2 separate regions of the Mus musculus genome follow, and region 2 is linked to region 1. Evidence: chromatin loops called from intact Hi-C (ENCODE). Cell type or tissue: heart. All regions are shown on one strand.

Evidence for each region. A loop is a pair of places that touch in the nucleus more often than their neighbours do. Peaks named below come from ENCODE experiments on the same cell type or tissue, not always from the same donor. Only the 100,000 strongest peaks of a DNase experiment are listed, where the experiment ranks them.
Region 2: a loop joins it to region 1, with 5 times the contacts of the local background. A loop is called at or near these places in 14 of 42 quality-filtered maps.

The regions. Positions count from the first base shown.
Region 1 is chr8:35,457,390-35,465,389 of GRCm38, forward strand. Eri1 (exoribonuclease 1) reads right to left here. Exons shown (of 7, transcript NM_026067.3): 7 at 7,876-8,000. Among named protein-coding and RNA genes, the nearest start is that of Gm34853, 25 kb to the left of the region's middle. In heart, a CTCF peak has its summit at 4,924; no DNase peak of the experiment used is centred here; H3K27ac peaks cover 357 bases.
Region 2 is chr8:35,373,042-35,381,041 of GRCm38, forward strand. It overlaps Ppp1r3b (protein phosphatase 1, regulatory subunit 3B), which reads left to right and starts at 3,621. Exons shown (of 2, transcript NM_001364452.1): 1 at 3,621-3,712. In heart, a CTCF peak has its summit at 3,472 (motif pointing left); DNase peaks (open chromatin) are centred at 2,610, 3,550 and 5,450; H3K4me3 peaks cover 4,478 bases; H3K27ac peaks cover 3,934 bases; H3K27me3 peaks cover 511 bases.

The sequences.
Region 1 (8,000 bases):
CCAAAACTTGCTTTTTTTGTACACTCTCCTGCCTTACTTTCTCAAGTAGAATAAGATATTCAGTAAATAGCTGAATATAAACAATCCAATTATTATTGCATGATATTGGACTGAATATTGGTAGCATAAAAAACAAAACAACCCCCCCAAACCAACTAATCAGAATTACGAAACCCTTCACATTCAAGATCACTTAAGAACCAGGAGCCTGAAGAGGTGACACACATGGGAAGCCAGGGCAGGAAGATCAGCATGAATATGAAGTCAGTGTGTTTAAAGCCAATCTGGGCTACATAAGAAGTCGATTTCTGGAAGGCTAAAACAAAGATGGGATGTGTTTAAACAAGGACAAATGAAAACATAACTCACTCACTACAGAGGGCAGCATCCAAGAATTTACTGCAAAATGGTGCAGAGCAGAGCAAAACTGAGCCAGCCCAGGAGTACAGACTAATTCAAGCAGGTTCCGGTACAGCTCTTGGAAACAATCACAGAGTTAACAGACTCTCTGTCTAGGTGCAAAGTGGAATCACACCTAGGCTTTCTGCCCTCACACGTCCACAGTGTGGAAAGGGATGCGCCAGCATTCGAAAAAGAACAGAGGTCTGGCAGGTTGGAGCAGGAGTGATGTGAGCCAACCCTGCCTTAAGTGTGTGTGTGTTGCTGGGGAAAAGGGCAGAGGGTGAGGGAATAAGCCTGAGTTGTTTCTTTTTGTGCTGACCCCAAGGTGACACAACTAGTCACCCCAGTGAACCATCCAAGAAGCTAATGGGGAAATTTCCACAACATCAGAGATCAGGGCAATTCATTTCAGAAAGCCTTTGTCAAGAAGTGCAAGATAAACGTGAGCTTCACCAGGAGAAATGAGCAAGGTGAGGGCACAAGCTTAAGGGAGCACGTGCTGTATGCACAATCGGATTCTCCCCCTGCTTATAGCAATCTGTGCCATGAGCCAGCCCTAATACAGTGGTTCTCAACCTATGGGCCGCGACCCCTCCAGGGACCAACCAATCCTTTCAGAGGGATCAAAGACCATCAGAAAACAAAGATCCACGTTATGATTCATAACAGTAGCAAAGCTAGTTATGAAGTAGCAATGTAAATAATTTTATGGCTGGGGGTGGGGTGGGGTCACCACCACATGAAGAACTGTTCAAGGCTCATAGCATTAGGAAGGCTGAGAAGCACTGCCCTGGGGTTTCCTTCCCTCTCTTTCTCCTGTTGAACTCCCCAAGCCTGGTGCCCAGGATAAGTGACCCTCTAACTCGGAGGGTCACGAAAACACGTAACAGTAGAATGTGATTTCTGAACAAATGTCCTAAGAATAAAAACCTGGGGATGGACAGACGGCTTAGGAGCTGGATGCTTCGTGCTCTTGCAGAGGACCCCAGTTTGGTTCCCAGTAATCATGGCAGGCAGCTCTTGACCACCATAGCTCCAGAGAATTTGATACATGCGAGCGCATGCGCACAAACACACACACACACACACACACACACACACGCACACACGCACACACTCACACAGAAACAGGACTTTAACAAGGATAAAAACCTGTCCTTTCTAAGCATAAAAATCCTTTTATTACCAATCTCCATATCTGAGCAATGAATCACATAATATTTCAAATTAGTACAATGAAAAATTCCAATACTTCATTTTAAAAGGCTCCACTTGCTTCTTGCCTCTCAGATCACTAACTGGTAAAAACACCAGAGTTGCCTGAAGTAAACTATGTAGGTATTAATGGATTATGACTTAAAGTGTCTTTATTAAATTTTACCTGTCTCTCTTGAATTTGAAGCAATGTAATGTTTGGAGGTCCCACTGACCTCACTACACAGAATGGATGAAAGCTACCTTGTTCTTCACATATTTCAGGCAAGGCAGCAAGAGTGCAGCTCGGTGCCGGGTAATGGAGAGTTATTCTGCTCCATTATTGCTGGTGTGCATGGTTTCCACACAGCTCAGGACTGAATAAACTTCCGATTGAGGCGAACGCTCACAGGCAGATGTGCCTGACATCAGATGAAAGACATTCGCAGCCTGGTACTGGCCAGTGAACAGACATGACATTCATGAGGTCAGGGCAGCCTTGCTTCCTGCTCCACCTAGAATGTTCACCTATTTTACTATTTTGAGTTTGATCTCCGAGTCCCCACATGGTACAAGGAGAGAAATGGTTCCTTCATATTGTCTCCCTGACTGGCACACTTCATGCACCTCCACCATAATATAAATAAAATATAATAAAAGCATTTGGAACAATGCCTACTACAATTAAAGGCACAATTAATGATAGGTCTTAAAAATACAAAAACAAAACTCGCTCTTAATGGCCCGAGACACACCCACATGAACACTGGCAGGTCAAATTGGACCTGGATGGTTATAAAAAAATAAGATAGGAAGCTGGGAGGGGCTAAGGCAGTGGGGATAGGCCCAGGAGTTAGGAGCCATCACTAGGTGAATACGATCAAAATACATTGTGTGAATGTATGAAATCCTCAAAGATAATTTAAAAAACCCCATAAAATTCTTAGAACAATGACTAAATCAGTACCTTTGGACCATCAAAACTATATTCTGGTGGTTTATTTTCATTGTCACATGGAACACTTTTCTAGACTATCAAAATTTCCATGATGAACTGAATAAAATCTACACACATAACATTTCTGAATCATACTATAAAACATTTACCCCCACTACAAATACCGGTTTACTTATTACTCTCACAACATTATTACCATCTACTAGCAGAAAACAAATGAGGCCAGCTGCCAGGTCAGCTTGCTTCTTCTGGTGTCACACAGCATTCATTTACGTCCTGATTCTTCCAAACATCTCAGTTCAACACATACTTTTACGGAAAGAAAAGGGCCCATCTACTTGCGTATACATGACAATTTCATCCAAAGCACTGACTCGTTACAGCTTAGAGAAGCAAAACACTGAATCTTATCTGGTAAATCTACCCAGGTTTAATCCTCATTGCTTTGTATAACTTCTTTAAAAAGATTAAAACTTTACATGGATGAGTGTTTTGTCTGCATGTATATATGTGTCCATACCCTGTGCTTGGAACCTTAGAAGGTCAGAAAAGGGCATTGAGTACCCTGGACCTGGAGTAATCTATAGTTGTGAACCTCATGTAAACCCTGAGACTCAAAACCAGGTCCTCTGCAGAAGTACTCTTAGCTCCTGCTCCTTTGAATCACCTTTGTATGACAATCTATATTGCTTGATGGTTTTCAGGTCTTTAGAATTCACAAGTCACCTTTTCTGGCAAGAATCAGACTGATTTGGTTGAGTTAATGATAGGTATTTCCTTTGATCTTGTTATATGATGGGTATTTGTCATACATAATATCAGTACTATATAGTATTGAAAAATAATTTGAAGCCCTAAGAATCAGTAGGTCCAATTAATATGCACTTAAGCATTGGTACAACTGTTTGGGTTTGTATTCTCAGATATATAATGCTACATAACAAATACTTCTAACAGTCATATAACCTACAGCTAATTGTTTTCAACGAGACCAAGAAGCTAGCCATGATTAGCTGATGACTTTTTAAAACCCAAGTTTTGTAGGTAGATCACAATGTAATCTTTGGCATGGGATTTAAGAAACTGAATAAACCAGTCTTTAGAGCTACTTCCATTCCGCCTCCTTTATGTAGGGGCTACACTCACACTTCTATGGACACAAGCTTTAATAAGTAGTCATAGACTATCAGGTGCTCGTTCATGGATATCGCTTAGTGGTAGAATGCTTGACTGTAGTTACACACGAGACCCTGAGTCCAGTCCCCAGAATCACCCCAAAAAGGATTATTCCACATTTTACATTACCTTAACATCAAAAACTTTTAAGTACCTCTGTGGCTTTCAAGCACAGAAGTATGCAGTGAAATACAAGGACAGGATCAACTGACCCAATGGGAAGGGCTCCTGGCCTCCAGCCCGGCCACCATCAGACACAGGAGCTGAGCCCTAGTGACAGCCACAGTACAGAGACTCCTTGGGACTTCCCAAGGGGAGGGAATGGTCCACTTCTGTTTCACTGCTTTTACCCCTTGTAGGACAGCATAATGTGAAACTTTTCCTTCATTTGCACCAATATGATACTACATTCACATCAATCTTTTGAGCCCAACATGGGCATTTTAGTGGTTTTACTGTATTAGAAGATCTTGAAAGGACAGCTGAAATAACTTGTAATTGAAGAAAAAAGATGAAATACTTTAAAAATCTTTTTTCATTTGGGGGCTTATGCGTACATCTGTGCAAATGAATACAGTTGTCCATGAAAGTCAGAAGTGGTGTCAGATCCCTTAAGGTAGATTATGGTCATTTTACATTGTAAAATGGTTGCTACCCTTAACCACTAAGCCATTTCTCCAGCCCCTCTCCATTTATTTTCTATATGGATATGTTATTAACTTCTATAGCATTTAGAGTGTATCTCCCATAAACAATGATGACTATTTTAAAATGTATCTATACTAAGGCAAATAGTCTATCTACTGACAACAACAAACCAGGGAAACTTAATGTGCAATGGAACCAGGTGTGGCGGCTTACACGGTTAATCCCATCACTACCAAGAGACAGAGGCAGGTGGATTTCCAGAAAGTCCAAGGCTATTCTGATCTACATAGCAAGTTCCAGGCCAGTCAGGACTGCATAGTGAGATCCTGTCTCAAATCAAACCAAAATAAAAATGTGCAGTGGAATTAGCTTCCTTCTAAATTTTCAAAAAGTATTTATGTAAATAAAAAGTTGAAGAATTACTGCTTTAAAACAGTAGGCAATGAATGACCTTTTCAAGGTCAAAATACTTGGAGAGTTGTTCAAATTAGCAGCGCAGAGACAGACTAGGCATGGATTTAGCATTTGCTTGCTTCTTCTGTCACCTAGAGAGAAAGCCAAGTATTGACAGGATTAAACATTTCTGACGTTGAGAGTCATAGGAACAAGAACATGGAACCTAGCCAGGTAGCCATTCTTTCTTCAGATTAATTAGGATATAAGCCACCAACATTTCCAGGAATATATTTCACCATGCCTGTTTTCAAGGATACATTGTATGTTAGAGTCTGAGGACACAATATGCAAGAACCTACATGGACGAAATCGTGAACATGAAACTTGGCGGCACCAATGGTGCAGAAAATACACCAGAAGACATTTCCAAAGTCAGGGTAGGCCCCTAAGGCTAGGCTCAAAGCCAGTTCTTAAAAGCAAAGCAAGGGGCTGGAGAGATGGCTCATTGGTTAAGAGTACTGTCTGTTCTTCCAGAGGTCCTGAGTTCAATCCCCAGTAACCACATGGTGGCTCACAACCATCTGTAATGGGTTCCGATGCCCTCTTCTGGTGTGTCTGAAGATAGCTTCAGTGTATTTATATTCATAAAATAAATATGTAAGTCTTTAGTAAAGAAAAAGCCAAAGCAAGAGACCAAGCTTGATGGACTACTTTCTGGGGACAAAAGTAGGAGTGTGTCAGGATTAGTCCAGGGCAGATAGCTGCTTTCAAACCTAGAAAACATAAGAAAGAAGACTGGAGGGTCTAAATGCCAGAGGCTTGACTTTTATCTTGTGAAAAATGTAAGCTCCGGGACAGTGCGAGCAACACTTTAGACAACTGTATGAAAGGAACCGGTAGGGACAGTGTCTCCTAGTTAGCTTCATCTGTCGGCTTATCCCAACCCAGTTATGAGGGATTACCAATGGGGAAAATGCCTCAACAGACTGGCCTGTAGGCATCTGAGGCACTGCCTCCATTGGTAACTGATGTAAGAGGGTGCAGCCCACTGTGGGCAATGCTACCATTAGGCAGCTTTCCTCAAGCTCCATGCCTCTGCTTTAGTTCCTGCACTGCCTCCTAAGATAAATACCTCCCCCACTGGCTTTGGCAGTGGTATTTATCACAGCAACATTGAAATCAAACCAGAACACAGCACTGGTTTGAACAAATAGCCCATAGCTCATGTCTTGGAAACATCACAAATGCCTATGTTGATGGCACTGAGAGGTAGAGCCTTTGAGAGGTAACTGAGGTCTCATGAGGTAAAAAGGATGGGTCCTCATGACAAAATTAGTAGCTTTATGGATAGAGAGATGGAAGCTAGTGTGCTCTTACATTTTCTTGCTACCATTTTCTCTACATCATTGTTGACACAGCAAGAAGGCCCTTACCAAATGTACTACTTAGGCACTGGCCTTTCCAGCCTTCAAAACATGGAGAAGTTAACCTGTTCTCCATGGAGGCCCGGTGTGTGGCTGTGTCAACATCATAGAAGGGACTAAGATAGTGAGACAAAGGCCAATTAAACTTAGAGGTGGTTGAGGATGTGCTATGCTAAGGATGTATCCTAGAGAAGGCAAGTAAAACCAGAAGTCCTGATAGTAAGTATTTCAGGACTAAAGTGAAGTGGTCTCACTGTCAAAGATAAATCAATGAAGAAAATAAACCCAAGTTCAAAAGAGTAGTGATTAAGCATGCAAGAACAGCCCTTAGCTCAGGACAGCAACATTGCATAGCAAGCTTACAGACTTACCTTGTTCTCTTGATCAATCAGGAAAGGACTTGTATCGAAATTGTTATTAATCATATTGCACGAGGGACAAAGAGTGGAGCAGAGACTGAAGGAAAGGCCATCCAGAGACTTCCCCACCTGGGGATCCATCCCATATGCAGACACCAAACTCAGACACTGTTGCTGATACCAATAAGTGCTTGCTGACAGGAACCTGGTACAGCTGTCCCGAGAGGCTCTGCCAGAGCCTAACAAATACAGTTTACTATTGAACTGAGCATGGGGACCCCAGTGGAGGAGTTATGGGAAGGACTGAAGGGGTTTGCAACCCCATAGGAAGGACAACAATATCAACCAACCAGAACCCCCCTTCCCCCGCGCAGAGCTCCCAAGGACTAAACCACCAACCAAGGAGTACCCAACCATGGAGGGACCCATGGCTCCAGCTGCATATGTAGCAGAGGATGGCCTTATCTGGCATCAATGGGAGGGGAAACCCTTGGTCCTGTGGAGGATTGATGCCCTAGCAGAGGGGAATTCTAGGGCAGTGAGGCAGGAGTGGGTGGGTGAGCATTCTCATAGAAGCAGGGGGAGGGGAGTGGGACAGGGGATTTGCAGAGGGGAAACAGGGAAGGGGATAACATTTGAAATGTAAATACAATAACCAATAAAAATAAATTAAATAAATAAAAACAGCAGCTTACTTGTAATTCTAGTTCCAGTGAATCTAATGGGTCTTTCTGGCATCTGAGGGCACTCCAAAGCAATCTTTTAGAAAAGAAATGTATTTGACTAGAACGTAAGCAGACACCTTCCCCCAACAATACTGCATATAGCTTTTCCCACAGCATTTACCTGGGTGTTTAGAAGATGAAGTATCTAGAGATGACTTCAAGTATAAGAAAAGTGCAGACCCTATGGCACTGACAGCAGGCTGTGGAGTCCTGGCAACTAGGTATTCACAGGGATGACGGTTCCCTACCCACCACCACCCCCAGTTTCAAGCCTTTTAGCCTGTCTTAGTAAACACACGATACAAACATTCCTCCCAAGAATATTGGGGTCACTTCTTTTTCAGTTAAACTACTCCAACAGTCCTCAATACATCCAGTACTGCACTATAACTCTGATCTAGGGTTCCCATACTATCAGGTTTTTGTTCTGCTTTCTAAATCCTTAGAGTTTAATAATAATGCTTTTAATCAGGAAGAGGTCAACAACTTTCTACAGAGGACTAGGCAGATGGCAGGCATGGTTTCTAGAGTGAACACTCACCTCTGCTGCTGGAGCACAAACACAGAACGCAGGCAAAACATTGCAAATGGGAGCTATTCCACAAAGCTTTATTTACAACATCAAAATTTTATTTCATAAAATTCCTATGCTACAAGTCACATCATTGGCATGGTAGGTAGCACTTACCTGTAATTCCAGTACCGAAGAATTTGAAAC
Region 2 (8,000 bases), 84 kb before region 1:
AATGATATTTGCTCGTTCCAAGTTCTTCCCAGCTAGGGTCTGATCACCCCTCGCCTGAATATATTTTGCAATACTTTTGGCTCTGTCTTTGCTCATTCTGGTGGCATGCTCACTTCATTTGGAATTGTAGCCAGCACCTGTGTAGTGGCTATTCCTGGTTGTCAACTTGACTCTATCTGGAATGAACTACGATCCAGAATTGGAGGGCTCACCTGTGATCCAGATCTTGAGGCTGGAAGACACAAGTTTTTGACCTGGATCTTGGCATGGAGATCTTGAGGCATAGTAGCTATGAATCCCAGGAGACTAAGGCAAGGAGATCTCTGAGTTCAAGGTCATCTGGAGAAAGCAAGTCCTAGGTCCAGGCATGGTGGTACACACCTTTAATCTGGGCCACACTTTCTGCTGGATACCTACATAAGGATATTGGAAGAAGAAAGATTTGTTCTCTTCGCCTGCTTGCCTGTGGGACTGATCAACTGCTAGATCCTTGGACTTCCATTCACAGCTGCTGCTGACCATTGTTGGGGAGTTGGACTACAGACTTTGGGTCATCCACAAATTCCCTTACTATATAGAGACAACCCATAAGTTCTGTGACTCTAGAGAACCCTGACTAATACAACTTTGCTTTATTCACTTTTGAATTTTAGCTAATGCAAGGGGATTTTCAGTTGGCAATAGCAGATCCACAGGTGGCCCTTTATACATTTACCCATCAGGAAGAGAGGAAGGCCCCCTGATAGTTGGGCTGGGGATGCTTACACTTGTATCAGATGAGTATAACCCATTAGTGTTATAAACTTGCATGTCTACTCATATTGAAAGCTGCTCCTATATCCCTTAGTGTAAACTGCCCCCAAATCATATTAAACAGTCAATTTCCATAAGTCTAAATGCATCCAATAGGAGTTAATGAATAATGATCTTCTTGTGTCCTGTTGTTCTCAAAGCAAGAATACTTTTCTAAAGTCAGGGGTAGCTGGGCCAGGTGACACACACACCTATCACTCAAGAAGCAGAGGCAGGCAGATCTCTGAGTATTAGATCTAAACCCGGAACAAGTGGCTAACTAAGGTGACTATTTAACATATCAAAGGAAACATGGTCATTAGGTTCTTCTAATGCCCTACCCCAACCAGAACTTCTCAGCCCAGGGACTGGGTTGCCCTTCCCCAAGCTGCCCTTCCCTATAAAAGCTGTCTAGGCATTTTTGTTACTTGAGTCTTTTCATTTACCCTTTATCCTCCTGGTCTTTTGGTCTCTCCTCTCCCCTCCCTCCTCTCCTCACGTAGCCTAGCTCAGGGTCACATTTGCTCTGGACTCTCCCAGATGTCTCTGCCTATGGCTATGTTCTCCTTCACATCTACAATCAACCTTCTCCACTGGACCCAGTAGCCATGTGTCTCCCCCGACCCCATCTTCCCCTCCTTCCTTCCCTCCCTTCCTCCCTCCCCTCCTCCTCCTCCTCCTCCTCCTCTTCCTCCTTCTCCTCCTCCTTCTTCTTCTCTCTTCTCTCTCTCTCTCTCTCTCTCTCTCTCTCTCTCTCTCTCTCTCTCTCTCTCTTTCACTGAGTTCAAGGACAACCTGGTCTACAGAGTGAGTTCTAGGATAGCCAGGGCTACACACAAAAGCCTTGTCAAAAAAACCAAAAAAACCAAAAACTTAACAAAAAAAGTCAGTAAGTGGTGGTGCGTGCCTATAACCCAGGAAGGCTATGAGTTTGCAGCTAGCCTGTACTACAGGGTTAAGTTGGAGATCAGCTGGAGCTATGTAATAAGAGGCTGTTTCAAAACAGAAAGGGCGGGTGGTAGATTTGTTTGTTTTAGTGTGTTGACTTAACACTTTGTAAAGTTGGCAATCCTGTATCAATTAGCAACTTCCCAAATTTTCACTAGTCATTAAAGGTAGAAAACCATGAGCCTACCTCACTCAAGTGGCTGCTCAGGGCCATAGGTTTCCCAAGAGGAATCCTTGTTTCCTAAAGTGTTCAGACCCTGTATAGAACTCCAGGCTACTGTATGGACCGAAGTCAGGCTGTTTCCTAAACACACCCACCTTACTAATCCTCTCTCACCTGTGCAGTACTGTGAGCATGAGAGTCATGCTCTTCTGCCAGATAACATCGCTAAGGGAAAGATTTTGCTAGAGTAACAGCCACAAAAGCAAGATCCAGTGAATGCTTGGGACACTACTGCTGCAGATAAAATCAAAATGGGGAGAGAACACTTGCTTCTGGGCATTCTGAGAAGGTCATGGCCATCTGTGAACCCTGGGGCTTTTTGTCCTAAGAGGGCGGGAGAAGGAGGGGCCAAAGGAAAGACAACACTGCCTTCCACACTTGGGAGTCTACCATCTAGCTAGAACTTTGTTAGCAGTGGGGAACTTTGCACACAGCCTGTGCTCCTCAGTCCGTCTCTCTACAGCCGGACCTTCTACCGTAGGAAATCGCCTCCACCCCTTGGCATGGGTACCCCGGTTCCTGATGAAATTGTGACCCGCTGTCCCCTTCCCAGATCCTGGACTCCAGCCCTGTCACTCGCCACACACTGCAGATCACGTGGTAGAGTGCTGTTCGCCCCAAGTGTAGCTATTGGTCTGCGGCTCATGTCCCGGAAGCTCATTGGCTGAGTCCTGCGTTCACGTGGGGGTGGGGGTAAGGTGGTCTTGGATAGCACCCTTAGTGGGGAGAGGTGGCTGGAAAGTTAAAGTGAGCCACAGATTGCTGGAGCTGGAATCCAGAGTGCTGCAATCCAGTGAGCAGGTGAGAGGGCTGCTGTTGCGTGGACCAAGCCGAGTGCCTGCCCCACTTTTGCCGTCGTGGTTGCTGTCACTGTCACCCAGCTCAGATGGTGGGGCGGGCTGAAGGGTCTCCCCTCCGTACTCAAGAGTGGTACCGGGTACGTACCTCCTCAAGCCTCTAGTTCAAGGTCCAGAGCCAGGAAATCTGCGGTGAGGGGCACGCGGGGGAGTTCTCCGACACTTACCATTTGTCCCACTAACACTGACTCCCAGGTAGTAGAATCCCCTAGCTGGGCTCGGGTGGCTTGTCGCTTCAGCGTGCAGAAACATCTCAGGCACCGGAGCTGGGATGGAGCCTAGAGGGGACCCCCGAGATCCCTAAGCGAGTTAGCCTGCGAAACGTGTCCTGAACAGAAAGGATGTCTCGAGTCCTAACGTGGCACATCCCCAACCTGAGATGTGACACTTTGGAAGATAATTCTAGTTTTTTGTGGCAGAATCTGGAGTCCAAATACAAGCTCCCGGGGCTTCAGTTTCCCGTTACGAAATAGACGCGAGAAACCCGTGTCCCAGCCCTGACTCCATCAAGTAGTGCGGACCAGTCCCTACTACTCCCCACTTAGGTTCAGATCTCCTTTTGCTGCACACAGGCAAGAGGCACACGCTGTGTCGTCTCGGGTCTCGGAAGGCAATGGGCTCGAGGCGAGCTCCACCCGGGAACGGGGCAGCCCGCGTGGGGGTGCTCGCGAGGCGCTGCCCCCATCTGGGCTGTCCCGCCGCCAGGTCCCGCCCTGATGTGATAACTTGGGCTCCTCCTCCTTGTTCGTCTCCGGGAACTAAGCCCAGGCCCTACCCCCGGGACACCCCGACGCTCACGTAGTTCAGTGGCAGCAATCAACCCTGACACTTCTCTCAGGCTCTCCCATGAGGCCAGCGAGCAGCGGCCCCGGCTGCGGCGCCGCCGGGAGAGGTAGGTGCAGACCCAGTCTAAGCTGGGGCGAGGGCGGGTGCAGGCACACCCTGTGTCTGGTGGGATGGGGACTCGCTGACCTTCCCCCAGGGACTTGTTCACAGCTACCGTTTTGAACCCAGAGGAGAGGCTCTGAACCGGACGGCAGCTTCAGAACAGGGGATGGCAGGCCCACGGGGAAACAGAGAAAGTTGAAAAAGACTTGAGTGGGGGAACTTGCAGAGTTGCTGGAATGTGGCCCTGTCTCAGCTTGCGGGTCCAGGAGAAAGAAAGGCTTCTTCAGCCTAGGCAGGGAAGGAACTGGTCCCTTTGGCAAGAACGTCCAGGAGCCAGGGAGAAAGTAGAGACAGCTGAAGTAAACTAGGGCCATTTAGGGGAAAGTTAGTAGAAAGAGAAGCATCGGGGCCCTATTAGCAACCTTGAAGGTCAAAGCTGCAAGTGACCTCAGAAGAAACCCTTAAACCCGGAGAGTTCTTCGTTTGTTAAAGCTCAGCTGGGCAGAGGCCTTCTTAGGCCTGAGCTTCTTGCTGTCTTTGGCCCTTATTAGCTGGTGTGGGCTGCCTCATTCAAAGCTACCTGACTGCTCATTATGCGGCCCTATTCAAAAACATTTCTCTTCAAGGATTGAGGGGTGTATACATTAAAACTGTAATAATTAGGGTCTGTATACAAAAGGGGGCCAATGTCAACTTCATACATATAAAAGTATCAGCTAGACATTTGGGGAGAGAACCGAGATTTGCTGAAAGGGGGGGGGAGGAGTGGATGGTGGTGTCTTGAATTGGTTGAGGATATTTATCTAATGTAGTGTTGCGGTGGGTTATTGTTAACTTGGTTTTGACATCAGCGAGGAAGAGTTGCAGAAAGAAGGTCTCAGTCAGAAACTCAGTCGCTCAACTGCCTGAAGCTAGGCAGGTTGTGGGTTTTGGTTTTTTTTGTTTTGTTTTGTTTTGTTTTGTTTTTTGTTTTTTTTGGTTTTTGGTTTTTTTTTTTTTTTTTGGTTTTTTGTTTTTGTTTTTCTGTTCAGACTTGTCAAGCTTAAAAGAAATATTACTGGCCTTCTAAGGCTGGCAGCATCTTGAAAGACCACATTATTTCAGTAGGACACAGAAGGTATTTCTGCAAGCGTCCCAAACCTGGCCCAAGCTCTCTTCAGAGGCAGTTGACTTCTGAGGCACCCACGTGAAAGCAGGGTGTGTGATTGTTCTTGGGAAACAGCTCCTTAGGCTCCTGGGATCCTGTCCTGCAACTGTGTCCAGGTCCTGTGTCGCTTTACCGGCTCAAATGTGCATCGGTGGTCTCTGCTACTGCCTGTTTCCTCGGTAGAAGGAAAGCCTGGGGCAGTGTTGGAGACAGAATAAGGACTTCAGTACATACACGAGTGTGTGGCTGTGAAGATGTTTCCTCAAGCACCTGTCCAGCTGCCTTCCTTTAGGGGACTTAACTATTGGTGGACTGTCTCGGTTTCTGGAAAGTACTTCTAAGTGGCCATCATCACTGTCACAGTCCTGTTGAGACATCCATAGCTGAGAGTCAGGAAAGCTAAACTCACACAAGCACTTTACTACACCAGTTCTTGGATGAGCATGAGGTTAATAAAAGCTGGAATGTTCTGTGAGGACAACCCACTGCCACATCGCACCCTTGATAGAGGCCACAAGGGTAAATGTCCTTAACCTGTAATGATGATGATACCCAGAGGGAAAAAAAGAAGGGTTTCCAAGCCAGGACTGCTTACGCAATTCCGCAGGGCAGGAGTCCCAGTGGTAACTCCTGGGCTATCAGAAGAACCTCACTCACATTTGCCTCTCATGGAAGAATCTTGCAAAAAAAAAGTTCTTGAAAATGTTATTGGGACTGTCTCCTGAGCTCAGGCTCTGAATAGAAACTTGTCTCTCCACCGTCAATTCAGCTCGTTCTTACAGTTTAATAATAAAGGGAGCTGCCATGGTGAGTTTACATGCTAGGCTCCAATAGTACAACTTCACCAATGGCCTCAGCTCCCGAGCCTGCGGGACTAGAACACAAGAGTGTGCTCTCCTGGGTGGTAAGTGGGCAGCAGAGTCTTTAGCATGCTTTGGTATTCCGCCTCCACTTGAGAATTTCCCACCATTTTCTACCAAGCTGCTTCAGAGAAACCTTTCAGCATTTGCTAGGCATGCCTGAGGCTGGTCCCAGAGCTTGGAGGACCTGCAGAGGGACTCTAATCCTTGTGCTGACTCAAGTCAGGAGGAAGTAAGTGCCTAGCAGGGGTGAACACCTCTCCCCCATTCACTCCCAGCTTTTCAAGGGTGGGCAGTGGGGAAGTCGGGAATGTGGACCACATGCCATTATGCAACTGGTGTTCAGTTTTAATGCATATTTAAACAGAATAAGAAATACCTACCTTAAAGTTGAAAAGGGAAGAATATTTCTAACAACATTTTGCAGTGGATATGAATAACTCAATTTGTTAAGTTATGAATCCTTTAAAAAAAATTGAGTTGGTCAGCCCATTGATCGTGTGTAAAGCTAGTTCAGTTAGAGTTTCCCTCTCTAGGAACCGCCTTGTGTGTGCACAGCCCTGAGACCAGACCAGACCAGACCCAGCAAATTCTCTCTGGAGCTTTTTCTCTGGCTTACTTCCTTCACTGGAAGGGAAGTAGTGAGATATGGGCTTTGCGGGTACAAGCAGACCTTAGCCATGGCCACTTGGGAAAGTGCACAGATTCAGAGGCAAAACAAGATAACCAGGCTTCTTATACCCATAAGACCAATGCATCTTTAAAAAAGGAAAGGAAAAGAAAGGAAAGGAGAGGAGAGGGGAGGGGTGGGGGAGGGGAGAGGGGAGGGGAGGGGTGGGGGAGGGGAGAGGGGAGGGGAGGAGAGGGGAGGGGAGGAGAGGAGAGGAGAGGAGGAGAGAGGGAGGCTTGTTCTCTCCCCCCTTTTCTCGTTTTTTATTGTTTTGTGTTTGTTTGTTTGTTTGGTTTTTTTTTTTTTTTTTTTTTGGTTTTGTTTGTTTTTCGAGATAGGGTTTCTCTGTATAGCCCTGACTTTCCTGGAACTCACTTTTGTAGACCAGGCTGGCCTCGAACTCAGAAATCTGCCTGCCTCTGCCTCCTAAGTGCTGGGGTTAAAAGCGAGCGCCACCCGGCCAGATTTGAGATTTGAATCCAGGTTTGATCATCACTAGCTTCTTCAGCTGAGACCACTGTTAAGTGTCCTGTAAATCTGCCTTTGTAAGGAGAATAAAAAAGCAGACAGCTTTAGTGAGGTGTCAGAGCGGTTTGGAAAGTTTTCTTAAGCTTCGTTTTTTTCTTCCTGATCATAGAAGCAGTATTGTTTTAGAAGACATAAGGAAACACAAAGCAGGAAACACTTTAAGGAAGCATGTTATATGCATCGGTTGACATTTTTAACCTTAGAAATGGTCCCTGCTACCTACCCACAACACATACGTAACAAGGTTCCAGGCAGCCACAAGCCCCGAGTACTCTGAATTTCCTTTCTGCAGTATCCCCCCCACCCCCACCCCCACACAGCTCCAGAGGTCATCTCCCTGTTAAATGCCCAAGTGCCTCATTTACATAGCCGCTCTTGTGCTTTTGGGTCATAAAATAAAGTGAGCAACCTTGAGACTGCAACTGTCTGATACCCGAGATGGCTGAAAAAGTCCCTGATGGGCTGGTGGCAAATGGATACATCATGGCTATGTTGGCTAAGGGGCAATTGGCTCCTGAAGAAAGGAGTGGGCTGGCCTCATGTAGCTCAGAATGAATGGCGCACAATTTAAACTCATTAGTTGCTTACTCATGAAATTCTCATCTTAATATTTTTGAACCACAATTGACTACCAAGAGCTGATTCCATGGGAAACAAAACCAAGAGCAGACTGTGTCTCTACACAATTTCTATATCCATAATCTTTTCTCTCATATCTGGTATTTGTGTACAACTCTGTCTGCTCTTTTTCACATTAACAATACAAGAAAAAAAAAATAGCTAGGCACAGTGGCCCATGCCTCTAATCCCAGCACTCAGGAAGCAGAGGCAGAGGGAATGGCAGGCAGATCTCTGAATTTGGGGCTGGCTTGGTGTACATATCTAGTTCTAGGTTAACCAGAGTTATTTAGTGAGCCCTCTCTCAAAACCAAAAATACAGGCTGGAGAGATGGCTCAGAGGTTAAGAGCACTGACCGCTCTTCCAGAGGCCCTGAGTTCAATTCTCAGCAACCACATGGTGGCTCACAACCATCTGTAATGGGTTCTGATACCCTCTTCTGGTGTATCTGAAGATGACAGTATACTT